Regions from separate parts of the Homo sapiens genome. Here regions 2 and 3 are each linked to region 1. Evidence: chromatin loops called from intact Hi-C (ENCODE). Cell type or tissue: ascending aorta. All regions are shown on one strand.

Region 1 (5,000 bases):
TAGTGCTTGAGAATAGGCAAATGCAATGGTTTGAACCTTACCATTTCAGAAATTATGGTCATTGGCTTGGTAGAGTGAGTCTTTACCAAGCAAACCTCATAGAATATTTAAACATAGAATATTTAAACCTCATAGAATATTTAAACATTTAAACAATTAAATGTTCTCTAGTGGGAACATTAAAAGTCTTTTAAAAATACATATTATTCAGTGCAACATATATTCACTAGAACGTAAGCTCCATAGGCAGAGATTTGTGTCTGTTTTGCTCACTGCTATATTCCCACATCTACAACAGTGCCTTGCACAGAATTAACAGGCACTAGAATGACTAATTTTTAGGAATCCTTTACAACATGAAGCATCACTTTCTACCAAGATGTCACGTAGTCATGGGCTCACTGAATGACAGTGCAAGATAGAGACAGAGATCTCACAATAGGCCATCTTTATCACTTTTCAGAGGGAAAACTAAGGCTCTGAGAGAACAATGCTTTGCACAAGGTCACACAGCTAGTCATGACCCAATCAGGACTAGAACGCAGGTTGCCTGACTCCCAGTTTTGTGCTCTGTGCACAGGCTGACATCCTCTCAATGACTCTGCAAACTACAGTCATGATGATGCCTCATGCACATGTTTTCACTCCTTTAATATTGAGCTCAATATTAACAGGTATTTACATGATTATGTTTATTGATAAAGCAACTATGTGTGCTACTCTAAGTGACAAATAATGTATGTGGTTTTCAAATGATTTTGACAGTTACATGCCTATAGAAAGCAGGTATTCTAAAATATCCACAGGCCCGGTGCAGTGGCTCATGCCTGTAATCCCAGCACTTTGGGAAATGGAGGTGGAAGGACTGCTTGCGCCCAGGAGTTCGAGACCAGCCTGGGCAACACAGGAGGGAGACCCTGTCTCTAAAAAATAAATAAAATTTATTTTTTATAATAAATAAATGTCTGCAAGAAAAAACTGAGCTCCTTAACCTTAACACATCTGATTTTGATCAGTTGGACTGGGAGACTAAAATGAATGCCTGAGTTTGTGTACTGCCTTCTGTACTCTTCCCTCTCTCAGGCCAGTGTGGAATGAGCACCGTCCATGTGGACATCCTCTAAGCTCCCTGTGTTTAGAGGAGTCCATATTGGAGGAGCCAAAACCTCTTCTTCCTCATCTCCAAGTATTCTATAAAGCAGGACTTTGCAAGCCTGGCTGCTTTTCAAATTCGCCTGGGAAGCATATTAAAATACAGACTCCCGGACCACCCGAGACTCATTTGCAGCTCTGGCGGTTAGACTGGGAATCTGTATTTTTCCTCAGATGCATCAGGTGATTCTGATACGCAACCAGGTTTGCAAAAACCTCGCCTCTAAGGAACCCATCAGGCCTGCCTTCTCCAACAGCTCAGCAGTGCAGCAGTCATCCATTCTTCATTTCCCTCTGGTTGGCTTTTCCTGATATCCCCCCACCCAGCAGTCTTCTTAGCTCTACTCCTTTTGTTTCTTGGTATCCTCCCACTTCTCCCTCCCTCCATTTTAATTTTTCTTGGCTTCTAATCCTTTCTCTCCTGCTATAGACTAAATACCATATTACCTTAAAAGCTTGCCACGTTACCATTGTCCACCATATTCAGCCTTTATTCCTCCCTCAAACAGCCCCCTTCCTCCTTGTTCACCTTCCAGCCTTTCCCCATCTGCCACACACAGCACAAGCGCACACAGACCAAACACATGCCACACACATACCTGACGCATGACCCATTTCAAGCGCGCATGCACACACCACACACACACACCCCTGATAAATCACATACACTAAACACGCACACACCGCGCATGCACACACCACGAGTGCACACACACATCACTATCCACCGGGCACAAAGCTTTTACCTGCTGCTAATCCCGTCTCGGCGTTTTCTCCCACACCCTCATATTTCAAACCTACTCCCGGTGTCATTGGCCTTCCCGTCTTCTCTAGGTCTGGACCTTTTCTCACTCTCGCCCTCCCCCATGCCTCCCTCGGAACACCCTCATTTCCTTCCTAGAACCCGACACTACCCCCTCCTCCTTCCAGGAATCCCCAAGCCCAGGACCTTCGAAAACTACCCCAACAGCCTGGGCTTTGATGTGTCCCCCCTCAACGCCTTCGAGCTTCGTGGTCCCACCCACCCCCGGCTTAAGCGCCTCAGCCTTCTTTCTCTAACCCCCTCCCAGCGCTGTCAGCGCGGGCCGGGGATCCGCGTCCCTGACTGGCCCGCAGCCCCTCTAGAGCGCCTCTTGTTCCCTGCCCGCCCCGGGAGCCTCCCGGCTCTCCGCCTGCCCGCCTACCCGCCTACCCTAGCTCGCCGCCATTCCTCCCTCCACTCAGGGGCGCCCCGCTCCCGCCTCGCCTCTCTCCCGCCCAGCCCCGTGCCGGGGCCCCCTTCTTTTGTCTCCAAGCCCCCCTCGCCGGCCGCGTACCGGGCCCGTAGAATTTGCGGCCTTTGGTCACATCGAACACCTTGCCGTTGATGGCCATGAGTATGCGCGGGTCCTGGACGCCGTCGAAGCGCCGCAGCTCGGCGGGGGTGAAGTCGCGCCGCTTGAGGCGGGGCAGAGGGGGCGGCTCGTCGTCGTCGCTGTCGCCGCTGGCCGCCGGCTGGTCCCCGCGCACGATCTTGTAGAGCAGGAAGATGCAGAGGCCAAGCAGCAGCAGGTTGAGCGGCGACGTGAAAATCTCATGCAGCAGCCCGCCGCTCTCCAGATCGCTTGGGTCGGCGCCAGTCGCCACCACATCCTCGGCAGCCATGATCTCTGGAGTAAAGGTTGGGCCGCGCTAGGCAGGGATCCGGAACTCGCCACTTTCTCCTCCCTCTGAGCGAGCGAGTGGCGCGCGGGGTTCGGCGGCGGCCAAAGACTAGCCGGGGAGGAGGCGGGGCCTGAGGGGCGGAGCCTCCAAGCCCCGCCTCCCCCGAGGCCACCTAAGCGCCCCGCCCTGCTCGGTCCCGCCCCGCAGCCCTCAGGCCCCCTCCAAAGCCTCTAGAGTCCGGCGCCGCTCCCCCGCGGCCGCGCGGTGCCCCCCTCAGTTCTACCTGGGAGGCCCCAGCCCAGCCTCACGCCATCCTCGCGCCATCCTATAGCTGAGCGCGACGCACGCGCTGCCCTCCTCTGAACCCCTTTTTTGCTCCTCGCAGACCGACCCGTTGGGAGGGCCTCGGCATTGCCGGGCTCTGTGCGAGCGCCCCTCCGCCACCTGATGCGCGCCAGACACCGACTCCCTTTCTGTTGCTGCAGGCTTTTCCCTGCCTCCCATTCTGAAGCCCCTCATCTTCCCCCTGCCGTTCCCGGGCCCTCCAAGCTGTCTTAGGAGACAGGAAACTCATTCTTCGAACTCCATTTTCTATGTTAGAGCCCTACACGACTCATTTTCACCTTGGGAACCCCCATTCGCTCTCCTTGATGGCCCTTCCCCAATTCTCCCCCAGATGCTGTGGGACCGACACCCCCGGGATTGCTAAAGTCAGTGCACAACTCTCCCTATTATCTGGGGAAACGAATCTGATCGCCCAGTTAACTTTGGGTTTGTTCTCCGAAAAACCCTTTTGCAATTACTGATTTGCTCAGTCACCAGGCATTAACAAGCAACGTTCTCTTGTTGCTCTTTTTTCCCCCCTCAGAATAATGTGAAAGTTTCTTTGTTTGGCAGCGTTCTTCTATTTGGAGTCTGTCAGGCTACCCTTGGCAGTCACAATAACCCTGAGCTGGAGCCCAGACAAAGGCGGGAGTTTGGAAGGATCCTAGGCCTGGTCCCTTCCTTTCCTAGGTATTTCATCCGGCCTTTGATGTGCTAACAGGCTGCACAGAAGCAGACCTCCACGGAGGAAGGGGTTGCCTCGTCCTAATCTGGCCCTTTTTCTGGTGGCGGGGGGAGGGGAGGAGAAGAAAGGATAGAGAGGGAAACAAATAATTAAAACCAAGCCGTGCACACATCTGCAGCCCAGAGCAGTACTTTTCCACCAAGTGTTCTGTTGGCTTGCACATAACTTACTCCTCCTCCCAACACGCAAGAGACTTGAGTAAAGATTGGCTTCCTACCTCAGAATTCTAAAAATTTCTGGCAAAAACTGCTTCCATCCCTGCCCCCCACATCTTCTTAAATCATTATAAAGTGCAATGAGCCAAACAATCTTTGTATCGGGCCCAGGCATTTTTCTCAGAGCTAAATTTGGGATTAGCTGAAACAGCCCCTCCAAATCTTTTGTCAAAACTCTTCAATTTAATCATGGAGAAACAGGCTCAAACTGAGGGCACTTGTCTATAGTTAGAATCTATCTCTTTTAACATGTATGGCCAAGAAAATTTAGAAAGCTAATAAACTTATAAAATATTTTCATTTGCAACTAATATGACAAAGGGTTAATATTTATTTGAGAGATCATTTGGATTGATAAGAAAATGTATAAGATTCTAGTCAATAAATGGGAAAAAATAGGAACAGGTAGTTCACAAAAGAGAGCATGCCAGTGGTGAATAAGCATATGAAAAATGTTCAGTCTCATTAGTAACAAAAAGAAAAGCATGGAGATGCCGCTGTCACCTACTACTTTTCTACAGGAAAGATAAAAGGGAAAAAAAAAAGGATAACACACTATTGGCGAGAGAGTGGTGAGACTCACATACGCTGTTGGGTATAACCTTTTATTATCCATAAAAATATTTTCTATCCATTAATCCCACTTCTAGAAATCTGCTCTTTGACCTAGTAATTCCATTTTCAGGAATCCATCCCAAGGAGACAGAAACGCAGACAAATATTTCATTACTAAGATGCTCAGCAGAGATTCATTTTTAATACAGAAAAACTGGAAACAACCTAAATGTCCGACTTCAAATAAAATGGCGAATTAATTCACTTGAATTGTGACAAAACCATTAAAAGGCCATTCAAATATCATCATTCTGGAGTCCTAATTAGGGAAAGGGAATCAGGCTGGTGGGAGCATGAAATAGCAA
Region 2 (5,000 bases), 270 kb before region 1:
TTTTTTTTTTTTTTTTTGAGACAGAGTTTTGCTCTTGTTGCCCAGGCTGGAGTGCAGTGGCACGATCTCGGCTCACTGCAACCTCCGCCTCCTGGGTTCAAGTAATTCTCCTGCCTCAGCCTCCCGAGTAGCTGATATTACAGGTCGGCACCTAATCAACACTCAGTAAACATAGTAGATGCTCAATAAATATTAGTTGGATGAATGGATTAAATAAACATTTAATCTACTGTTACCTAGAACTTTACTATTATTTTGAGACAGAGTCTCACTCTGTCGCCCAGGCTGGAGTGCAGTAGCATGATCTCAGCTCACTGCAACCTCTGCCTCCCAGGTTCAAGCAATTCTCGTGCCTCAGCCTCCCGAGTAGCTGGGATTACAGGGGTGCACCACCATGCCCAGCTAATTTTTTGTATGTTTAGTAGAGACAAAGTTTCACCATGTTGGCCAGCCCAGTCTCGAACTCCTGACCTCAAATAATCCACCCGCCTCGGCCTCCCAAAATGCTGGGATTACAAGCATGAGCCGCCACGCCCGGCCGAACAAATGTAGTTCTGACGTGCATGTTGGTTGATATTTTCATTTAAGTGAGAAACAATGATGTCAGAACTGCATTCATTTGTCCACAATGTGAGTGATTTCTTTTTTTTTTTTTTTTTTTAAATGGAGTCTCACTCTGTTTGCCCAGGCTGGAGTGCAGGAGTGTGATCTTGGCTCACTGCAACCTCTGCCTCCCGGGTTCAGGTGATTCTCGTGCCTCAGCGTCCTGAGTAGCTGGGATTACAGGCGCACAGCACCACGCCTGGCTAATTTTTGTATTTTTAGTAGAGACAGGGTTTGGCCATGTTGGCCAGACTGGTCTTGAACTCCTGGCCTCAAGTGATCTGCCAGCCTCAGCCTCCCAAAGTGCTGGGATTACAGGTGTGAGACACCGTGCCTGGCTGATTTCCTTGCTGAATAGGTTAGTGGTTTTCAAACTCTGGAAGACTATTTTCTCATTTTTTGGTATTATTCACAATCTAACAGCTATAGATATGGCACACCTTTGAGTTTTATCTGCATTATTAACATTGTTTCTATTGCTTTCTTTCCTCTAGATAGACAACAAAAGAATAGATCAAGCCTGATTTATAGCATTTGCTGATTTCTGAGTTGTAAGTGTTCCCACTGTGGCTGATTTCAAGCAGTTAACTTCAATGTGATGTTGGGAAGAGACACAATTGCACACTATTATACAGTATTTCAACTCTACAGATACTGTAGACATAAATCATCTGAAGAGCACAGGTAATAGTAAAATGAAGGCCGGGTGCGGTGGCTCACGCCTGTAATCTCAGCACTTTGGGAGGCCGAGGCGGGTGGATCACCTGAGGTTGGGAGTTCGAGATCAGCCAGACCAACATGGAGAAACCCCGTCTCTACTAAAACTACAAAAAATTAGCCGGGCGTGGTGGCACATGCCTGTAATCCCAGCTACTTGGAAAGCTAAGGCAGGAGAATCGCTTGAACCCGGGAGGCAGAGGTTGCGGTGAGCTGAGATCGTGCCATTGCACTTCAGCCTGGCAACAAGAGCGAAACTCCATCTCAAAAAAAAAAAAAAAAAGTAAAATGATTAGGAGATGATGAGTTTTGGGACATTGATTACCTTAGTTTTTAATATAATTTATTTAATTGTAATTTTATATATTTTAAAATAAGTGCTATGCTTAATGACTGACTCACAAAACTTCTGAAAATATAGCATCTGGCTCTCATGGGCCAGAGGGAGCCAGCTCCAGCACATACCCGGGGCCAACTATATTTCCAAGTCCTGAATGACCCTCATCCCTACTCCCATGCCCCTTTGCCATTCATTCAGGACCCCATAGCCCACCGCCTTTGATGGGAGCTCCTGGATTCCAAAGCAAACCCTAGCTGGCACCAAAGCCTCACTGCCACCTTGAGCGAGAGTTCTGGCGACAGATTGACAACAGTGGCTTTTCCATGGGTGGGTGGCCTCTTTTTGCCTGGGAAGGGGTGGAAGAGAGCCAGGGACACTTGCATTGACTCTGGAATGCACACCTGGCAAGCACTCAAGTCTAAGAGGAAGAGAAAGATCAAGGTGTGAGTGCAGGGGAGCTCTGGCTCAGCCCTCTGTCAACTTGGCCCTGCTCCTGGCTGGGCTGAAATTGACTTCGGAAGGCTTTCCAGAAAGGCTGGTGATGCTGGAGACTGTGGGCTGGGGGGCAGGGCAAACATTTCTCTTCTGCCTCCAGGATGTTACTCAGAGCTCTGGAAGCTACTCCCAAGGGTGATCCAGTGTTTGCCCTTGAAGTCTACATTTTCGGCCCTATTTCCTTTTCAGCAGTAGAAGTGGCTGGCAGTGGAATTTGGGTCTGGGCCTCGTGCTGAGTGGCTGTCGGCTTTGGAATCTGACCCTCCCTGGTGGAAAAAGCTGGGCCAGCATTTGGGGCAGTCCTCAGCGTGCAGGCCCTATATGCTGTCTACTTTGGGCCACACGCACTTGGCTTTGCTCCTCAGGTAACCCCTGGGAAACCTATCAGGTGCAACTGCTCTGATGCAGTTGGGGCAGTGTTGTGATGGGCTGCTGTGATGTCACTGCATGAATGAAGGTTCTGTGTTTGCACCTAGGCTGGCAGCTCTCCAGGGGCACAGTCCTCAGCCCCACCCTAGCCAGCACTCAGTAGAAGGACCAGCCCTCAGAGACTGGCTGAATGAATTGATGAGTACAAGCCTGGCTGACATTCAAGATTTCTTCCTGGTGAAACAGAAGCACAGTGTGGAGTCCTGTGTGGAAGCTCTCATCTTGACGTCTTGTACAAAGAGTGTCCTTCATTATTGCTAACACTAGAGGGGAGGGGAACCTCACTAATCCCCCCCTGCCCGACACGTACAAACACACAAAGGTTTCTACTAGCCGGATGTTCTGTAACCAGGAAGTTCAGATGCCTTTTTTTTTCTCCCAGTCTATGAGAAAAGTCACCTCTGTCCCCACCCACATGCGCACTGCTACACGCTGTGCCTACCAAGGCTGGCAGAAGTGTGCTGGCTGGGAGTGATTTGCTCTTGGCATCAGCCTGAGAATATCCTGTGCGGCTGAGAAGGTGGTGCTGCCCTCTCTGCAACACAGGGATTGGGAATTGATCGGGGCGAGGGGGCACACACTAAGGACTCAATGCACTCTGAAAGGGGAGGGCTCCAACATCAACAGAATTACAAGTGCTCCACTCCCTGCCATGCCCCCTGCATCCCAGCATTCACACACATCCTCCCGCAGATGCTGTCTGACACTATTCACAGGGGTTTGGAAAAAAGGGAAGGCCTGCCATAAAGTCTGCAAAGAGGTGTGACTATGGAGTTTCAGTAGGAAAAAAATCTCTGGGGGACCACAATTCCTATTGTCCTTATGGCTATGGATCATGGTTATGGTTATGGACAATTAAGGAGGCGATGTAAAAATCACTGTCCAGGAACCCTCCCTGCATGTCCCCGAGGATGACACCTCCACACCCTTGTCAACATGTCCTGGGCTTAATGACCCTGTGAGTGCACCTAGCTTTGAAAGTTCTGGTGTTTGCACGTGTGTGTGTGTGTGCGCGCGCACACGTGTGTGTGTGTGTGAAGGAGAGAGAAACAGTGAGAGAGAGAAAATTAATACTCTTGTTTCCAGACTAGACTTTGCTTCTGTGCTCGAAACACACACACTCCCATCCAAGTGCCTCCTGGACAGCCCCACTTACACATCCTATAGGCAACTCAAATTGAATCTACCCAACACAACTTGTCATCCTTTCCTTCCCCCTCAAACTCACAGTTTGTCCTGCCTGATGATCCCTTTCTCAATAAGTGGCACTGCCACTCACCTACCTGGCCAAGCAGGAAATCTGGGCACACCCTCGTCTCACACTCCCATAGGCCTAGTCATCAAGTCAGGCCTGTTCTAGCCTTCACGTTTTCACTTCAACAACCTCGCTCTCCATGCACGGTCACTACTTCAGGTCAGGCCCCCATCTATGTGGAAGTGCAGCAAGGCCTCCTGATGAGCTTTCCTGCCTCTAGTTCCCCCACTATCCCCACCCCCCCCTCCAATCCATTCTCAACCCTCTCAACAAACCAGTCCCGAAGGAAGTGCCCAAGGCAGCAGGAAGCAGACCTGCCTGACAAGTCTTTCTCTCCAGGTTGTAGGTGCCTGATGTTCCCCCTTATTCCAGTAGTTTCTGGGGACAGCACTGCCATATTAGCTAGCTCACCACTCTAGGTTATCTGATTCACCCTACTGGCATTGGCAGAAAGGAAGGAATGTGAACTGAGAAGAAAGTTTTGAGGCTGGGCGCGGTGGCTCATGCCTGTAATCCCAGCACTTTGGGAGGCCAAAGCGGGCGGAATACCTGAGGTCAGGAGTTTGAGACCAGTCTGACCAACATGGTGAAACCCCATCTCTACTAAAAATACAAAATTAGCTGGGCATTGTGGCACATGCCTGTAATCCCAGCTACTCAGGAGGCTGAGGCAGGAGAATTGCTTGAACCTGGGAAGTGGAGGTTGCAGTGAGCCGAGATCGCGCCACTGCACTCCAGGCTGGGCAACAAGAGCAACACTCCGTCTCAAAAAAAAAAAAAAAAATTGACACCAATGAGGAAGTCAGGGGAAGGCCCAGAGAAGGGTAATGCGCATGTCCATAGGACCAGAGGGGATTTGTGGGGAGTGGCTTCCTGAAAAGGTGTGGGCTGGGTTCTGAAGGGACAGCCCATGAGGAAGCCTGGCCCTGAAGAAGGCAGGGCCAGTGGAAGGGAGAGGTCTCAGCTTGCCAGCTCCTGCCATGACAGGTGACTGTGCTTCCCTCCCAAGGTCTTTCTGTGGGGAGAGCCAGCAAATAGCTCTCAGGGGGAGAGTTATGATCTCCCAGAATGTGGTGTCCAGGCTTCCTTCCAGGAGGGAGAAAGAAACTGGCAAGAGGAAATTTGGGGGTGGGGTTGAAAAAGGGCTCCCATTCTCCCACT
Region 3 (5,000 bases), 380 kb after region 1:
TTGAGATGGAGTCTCACTCCGTTGCCCAGGCTGGAGTGCAGTGGCACAATCTCGGCTCACTGCAACCTCCACCTTCTGGGTTCAAGAGATTCTCCTGCCTCAGCCTCCCAAGTAACTGGGATTACAAGCGCCCACCACCACACCCGGCTAATGTTTTATATTTTTAGTAGAGACAGGATTTCAGCATGTTGGCCAGGCTGGTCTTGAACTCCTGACCTCAAGTGATCCACCCGCCTTGGCCTCCCAAAATGCTGGGATTACAGTCCACGTTGGTATTTTGACCTCCTCCTATTAACCATGAGTGTTCTTAATGTCATTTAGAATGGTGAATCCTTTCCAGAAGGTTTTCAATTTCCTTTGCCCAGATCTATCAAAGGAATAGCTCCATTGCAGCCTTATAAAATGTATTTTTTAAAAAAATAGGACTTGAAGGTCTAAATTACTCCTTAATCCATCTGCTACAGAATGTATGTTGTGTTAGCAGACATGAAAACAACATTAATCTCCTTGTACATAGCCATCAGAGCTCTTGGGTGACTAAGTGCATTGTTAATGAGCAGTAATATTTTGAAAGGAACCTTTTTTTCTGAGCAGTAGGTCTCAACAGTGGGCTTAACATGTTCAGAAAACCATGCTGTAAACAGATGTGCTGTCATTCAGGCTTTGTTGTTCCATTTAGAGAACACAAGCAGAATTTGGCATAATTCTTAAGGACCCTAGAATTTTCAGAATGATAAATGAATATTGGCTTCAATTTAAAGTCACCAGCTGCATTAGCTCCTAACAAGAGAGTCAACCTGTCCTTTGAACCTTTGAAGCCAAGCACTGACTTCTCCTCTGCAGCTATTAAAATCCTAGATGCTGGCCGGGCACGGTGGCTCATGCCTGTAATCCCAGCACTTTGGGATGCCGAGGCAGGCAGATCACTTAAGGTCAGGAGTTCAAGACCAGCCTGACCAACATGGCGAAACCCCATCTCTACTAAAAAATACAAAAATTAGCTGGGCATGGTGGCGGGCGCCTGTAATCCCAGCTACTTGGGAGGCTGGCGCAGGGAGAATTACCTGAACCCAGGAGGCGGAGGTTGCAGTGAGCTGAGGCCGCCCCACTGTACTCCAGCCTGGGCAACAGAGTGAGACTCTATCTCAAAAAAAAAAAAATTCCTAGATGCCATCTTCTTCTAATATAAGGCTGTTTTGTCTACATGGAAAATCTGTTGTTTAGTGCAGCTACTCTTATCAATGATCTTAGTTAATCTTCTGGATAACTTGCTGCAGCTTCTCCATCAGCACTTGCTGCTCTTTGCACTTTTGTGTTGTGGAGACAGCTTCTTTCCTTAAACCTCATGAACCAACCTCTGCTAGCTTCACACTTTTCTTCTGCAGCTTCCTCATCTCTCTCAGCCTTCATAGAATTGAAGAGAGTTAGGGTCCAGTTCTGGATTAGGCAGGCTTTGGTTTAAGGGAATATCGTGGCTTAAGAAAACATTTGATCTTCTATCCAGATCACTAAAACTTTCTCCATATCGGCAATAAGGCTGTTTGCTTTCTTATTCACATGCTCATTGGAATGGCACTTTAATTTCCTTCAAGAACTTTTCCTTTGCATTCACAACTTGGCTAACTGGCTGGCACAAGAGGCCTCGCTGGGCTTTTGACGTGCCTTCCTCACTTAGCTTAGCTTAGTCATTTCTAGCTTTTTTTTTTTTTTTTTTTTTTTTTGAGATGGAGTCTCGCTCTGTCACCCAGGCTGGAATGCAGTGGCGCGATCTCGGCTCACTGCAAGCTCCGCCTCCCAGGTTCACGCCATTCTCCTGCCTCAGCCTCCCATGTAGCTGGGACTACAGGCGCCTGCCACTACGCCCGGCTAATTTTTTGTATTTTTTAGTAGAGACAGGGTTTCACCGTGTTAGCCAGGATGGTCTCGATCTCCTGACCTTGTGATCCGCCCGCCTTGGCCTCCCAAAGTGCTGGGATTACAGGCGTGAGCCTCCACGCCTGGCCATTTCTAGCTTTTGATTTAAGGTGAAACATACATGTCTTTCCTTTCACTTAAACACTTGGAAATCATTGTAGGGTTATTAATTGGCTTAATATCAATATTGTTGTATTTCAGGGAATAGGGAGGCCCAAGGAGAGTGAGAGAGTTTGAAGAAGGGCTAGTCAGTGGAACAGTCTGAACACATAAAACATTTACCAATTAAGTTCACTGTCTTATCTGGGCACAGTTGTGGCACCCCAAAACAATTACAATGTTAACATCAAAGATCACTGATCACAGCTCCACATAACAGATGTAATCATAATGAAAAAGTTTGAAACATTGAGAGAATTACCAAAATGTGAGACAGAGACAAAGTTAGCACATGCTGTCGAGAAAATGGTGCCAACAGACTTGCTTAACGCAGGGTTGCCACAAACCTTCCATTTGTGAAAAACACAGTATCTGCAAAGTACAATAAAGCCAGGCACAATAAAACGAGGCATGCCTGTATAAACAGCAACTGTCAAGTGATGTTTTCCAACTAGAATTAAAAGATTACATAAGGAATTTTTTAAAGGAATTCAATCTGGAAGAACTGAGCAACAATTAAGAATGCATTATAAAGGATATGATACTTACATATGTGAAATAAATTTAAATGGCCAATTCTAACCAGAGTGAATGCTGCAGCTGGGTGTTAAAAATCTTTTAACCATACTGAGTTTGGCAGTGATTCTGTACAAGGAAATGATTTATATTCAGGGACTGACTATTTGGGTATCTCATCCAGTTTCAAGATATCAAGACCCACATGGAATACAGCAATGAAGCCAAAGGAAGGAAAGAGAGAGCTAATCATCATGGCCCTATTTCAGATGAAGCCCTTCTTTACCCATCTTACATTTCTGCCCCTTTCATGCTTCTAAGCCAAGTCAGACAGTTATGCACAGAGTGGATAACTTACTTATGTCTGGCTTAAGGGCCTACCCTTCAGAAAGGTACACATGCTGGAGGTAAGGAAGCTGAGCTGCAATTCTGGCAGATTTGTACTGCTTGGGTTGATCTACACTGACTCCAGCCACTCCTTTTCTATGGAATATACTAAAAGCAGTAAGATGATAGTATTTCTTTAGTTTGCTCACCCCTGAGATTCAAAGGGAAAAGAATGACAGCAGGAAATTGTTGCAAGAGCTGGGCATCCAAAGTCACCAAATACCATAGGATTGTGTGTGAATGTGTGTGTGCATGTGTGTATGCATGTACATACACACACACTAGTATACACTAGTGGTATGGTTCAGTTAAACACTATGAGTCAGGTCAGGAGCAGCCAACCACTTTTTATCTCTCAGGTTCCTTCTGGAAATTTGGTCTTTACTTCTAGTGAGAAATCCAGAAAAGGCTCCACTGGTTATCCTCCTCCTGGGAGAAAGAACACATTAACTTTCCTTCTCTCAGGACACTGGGGAATTCTGTTCACTTAGCCTTGTTAGAGGGTTAATCATTAATTAATTTATGCTGACACAACCATGAGACATTAGGGTCCCTACATAATTAGGCATAGCCTGCCTCAGCCTTGTAAGGTCAACCTTATAAAGAAGAAATATCTCACTTTCTATTCAAGCACTCTTGTTTGATCTGGGGGCACTTCTTATGTTCTTATGAGTGTGACGCTTGGGACAGAAGTAGAAGGGACAATGTGTGTTTCATGGTGAGTAATGAGAGAGGGAGAGGAAAAGGACTGTAACTGACAAACAAGTGAGTACTGCCTGTGCTGTCTCCTCACCTTAGGTAAAACAAGCACTGTCTGTTAGACTGAAGAGGTGGTCTGATATTCACAATCCAGTCTCTTACCGAATTCGAAAATCATCAGCAGCTATACATTCCTGGTGAGTGGGGTGGGAAGTTAGTGGTCAGTTGGTACTGAGGGGGTATAGCAGAGACTGTTAATAGACGTGAAATCTACTAGCTATGCCTCTACATATCCCAGTCTTCCTTGTGGTTAAATTGGGGTTAGGTGATTAGTTCCTGCCAATGAAATGTATGCAGAAGTTCTGTGTTACCTCTAGGATGAAGCGATTAAGGCACATGGGCTTCCAGTTCTCTTTTTCTTTGCTACGGTGTCCTTGGAAGTCATCTGTTCCAGATGGTATAGCTACAAGACAGAAGAGGACCAACCAGTCTATATCAAACATTATGTGAGCAACAAATAAACCTCTGCTATTTGTCACTGTATCGGTCTAGCCTATCGTGATTAATATAGGCACCAAAGCAGTGTTTCATTTAGGGTGCCAGAGACTTTAGTGCAAGAAATTAAGCTACTCACACCCACAATGTATAGTTCCTTTTAGAGACACAAACTCTACCAGGATGATCAGATTTCATGTTTCCCAAGACTCTCTTCAGCAAAACTTTGTCTTTGAAGGAGAATGGTTTGCCATGAATTAGTAACTTCAAGTGTAGAGGCCATCTCTCCTAAGGACACACATCTTCCAAATATCAAAAAGCATCCAAAATTTATTGAATAGCTCATGAAATCTCTTCCTAGGTACCTATCATCTCCTTCTGCTACTTCCCATTTTACTGATGGCACTGGACACAAATGCTAGTTTATAGCCTTTATACACAGAACTCCCTCATATATTAGGTTCCCATTAAAAAACAAAAAAGGAGACACAACTAAGTTTCTGTTTATCAAAGCCATCTGATAGTGGCAAGCACCTGTAGTCCCAGCTACTTGGGAGGCTGAAGCAGGAGGATTGTTTGAAATTCAAGTCCAGCTTTGGCAACATAGCAAGATTCCATCTCAAAAAAAAAAAAAAAATCTCAATTTCTTGTAGGCCCTGGCTCAGTGTACTTTTAAAGTTTAGAATAGGAGGGAGAGGAACATCCTTCATTCACTGTCTCCAAAATGTCTAATATTTGCCTCTCTATCTCTCAGTGAGCCAGCAGGTCCAGCATAAGATAGGAAGCACAACATTTCATTTATTTTTTTATTTTTATTTTTTGAGACAGAG

What was found. Hi-C counts contacts between places; a loop is a spot of excess contacts. Peaks named below come from ENCODE experiments on the same cell type or tissue, not always from the same donor. Only the 100,000 strongest peaks of a DNase experiment are listed, where the experiment ranks them.
Region 2: it touches region 1 in a loop (6-fold over the local background); 2 of 110 quality-filtered maps call a loop at or near these places.
Region 3: it touches region 1 in a loop (5-fold over the local background); 6 of 110 quality-filtered maps call a loop at or near these places.

Annotation. Positions count from the first base shown.
Region 1 is chrX:119,234,160-119,239,159 of GRCh38, reverse strand. PGRMC1 (progesterone receptor membrane component 1) reads right to left here and starts at 2,875. Exons shown (of 3, transcript NM_006667.5): 1 at 2,469-2,875. The coding sequence starts at 2,796. It also overlaps the pseudogene NUDT19P6. RefSeq lists silencers at 2,263-2,412, 2,813-3,072, 3,103-3,152. In ascending aorta, no CTCF peak of the experiment used is centred here; DNase peaks (open chromatin) are centred at 1,799, 2,282 and 2,889; H3K4me3 peaks cover 3,546 bases; H3K27ac peaks cover 3,245 bases.
Region 2 is chrX:119,500,852-119,505,851 of GRCh38, reverse strand. No RefSeq gene overlaps it. Among named protein-coding and RNA genes, the nearest start is that of SLC25A5-AS1, 34 kb to the right of the region's middle. RefSeq lists a silencer at 2,092-2,386 and an enhancer at 4,842-4,921. In ascending aorta, no CTCF peak of the experiment used is centred here; DNase peaks (open chromatin) are centred at 2,271 and 3,028; H3K27ac peaks cover 2,051 bases.
Region 3 is chrX:118,854,602-118,859,601 of GRCh38, reverse strand. It overlaps LINC01285 (long intergenic non-protein coding RNA 1285), which reads right to left. Exons shown (of 7, transcript NR_110393.1): 6 at 4,047-4,138. Among named protein-coding and RNA genes, the nearest start is that of LINC01285, 18 kb to the right of the region's middle. In ascending aorta, no CTCF peak of the experiment used is centred here; no DNase peak of the experiment used is centred here; H3K27ac peaks cover 380 bases.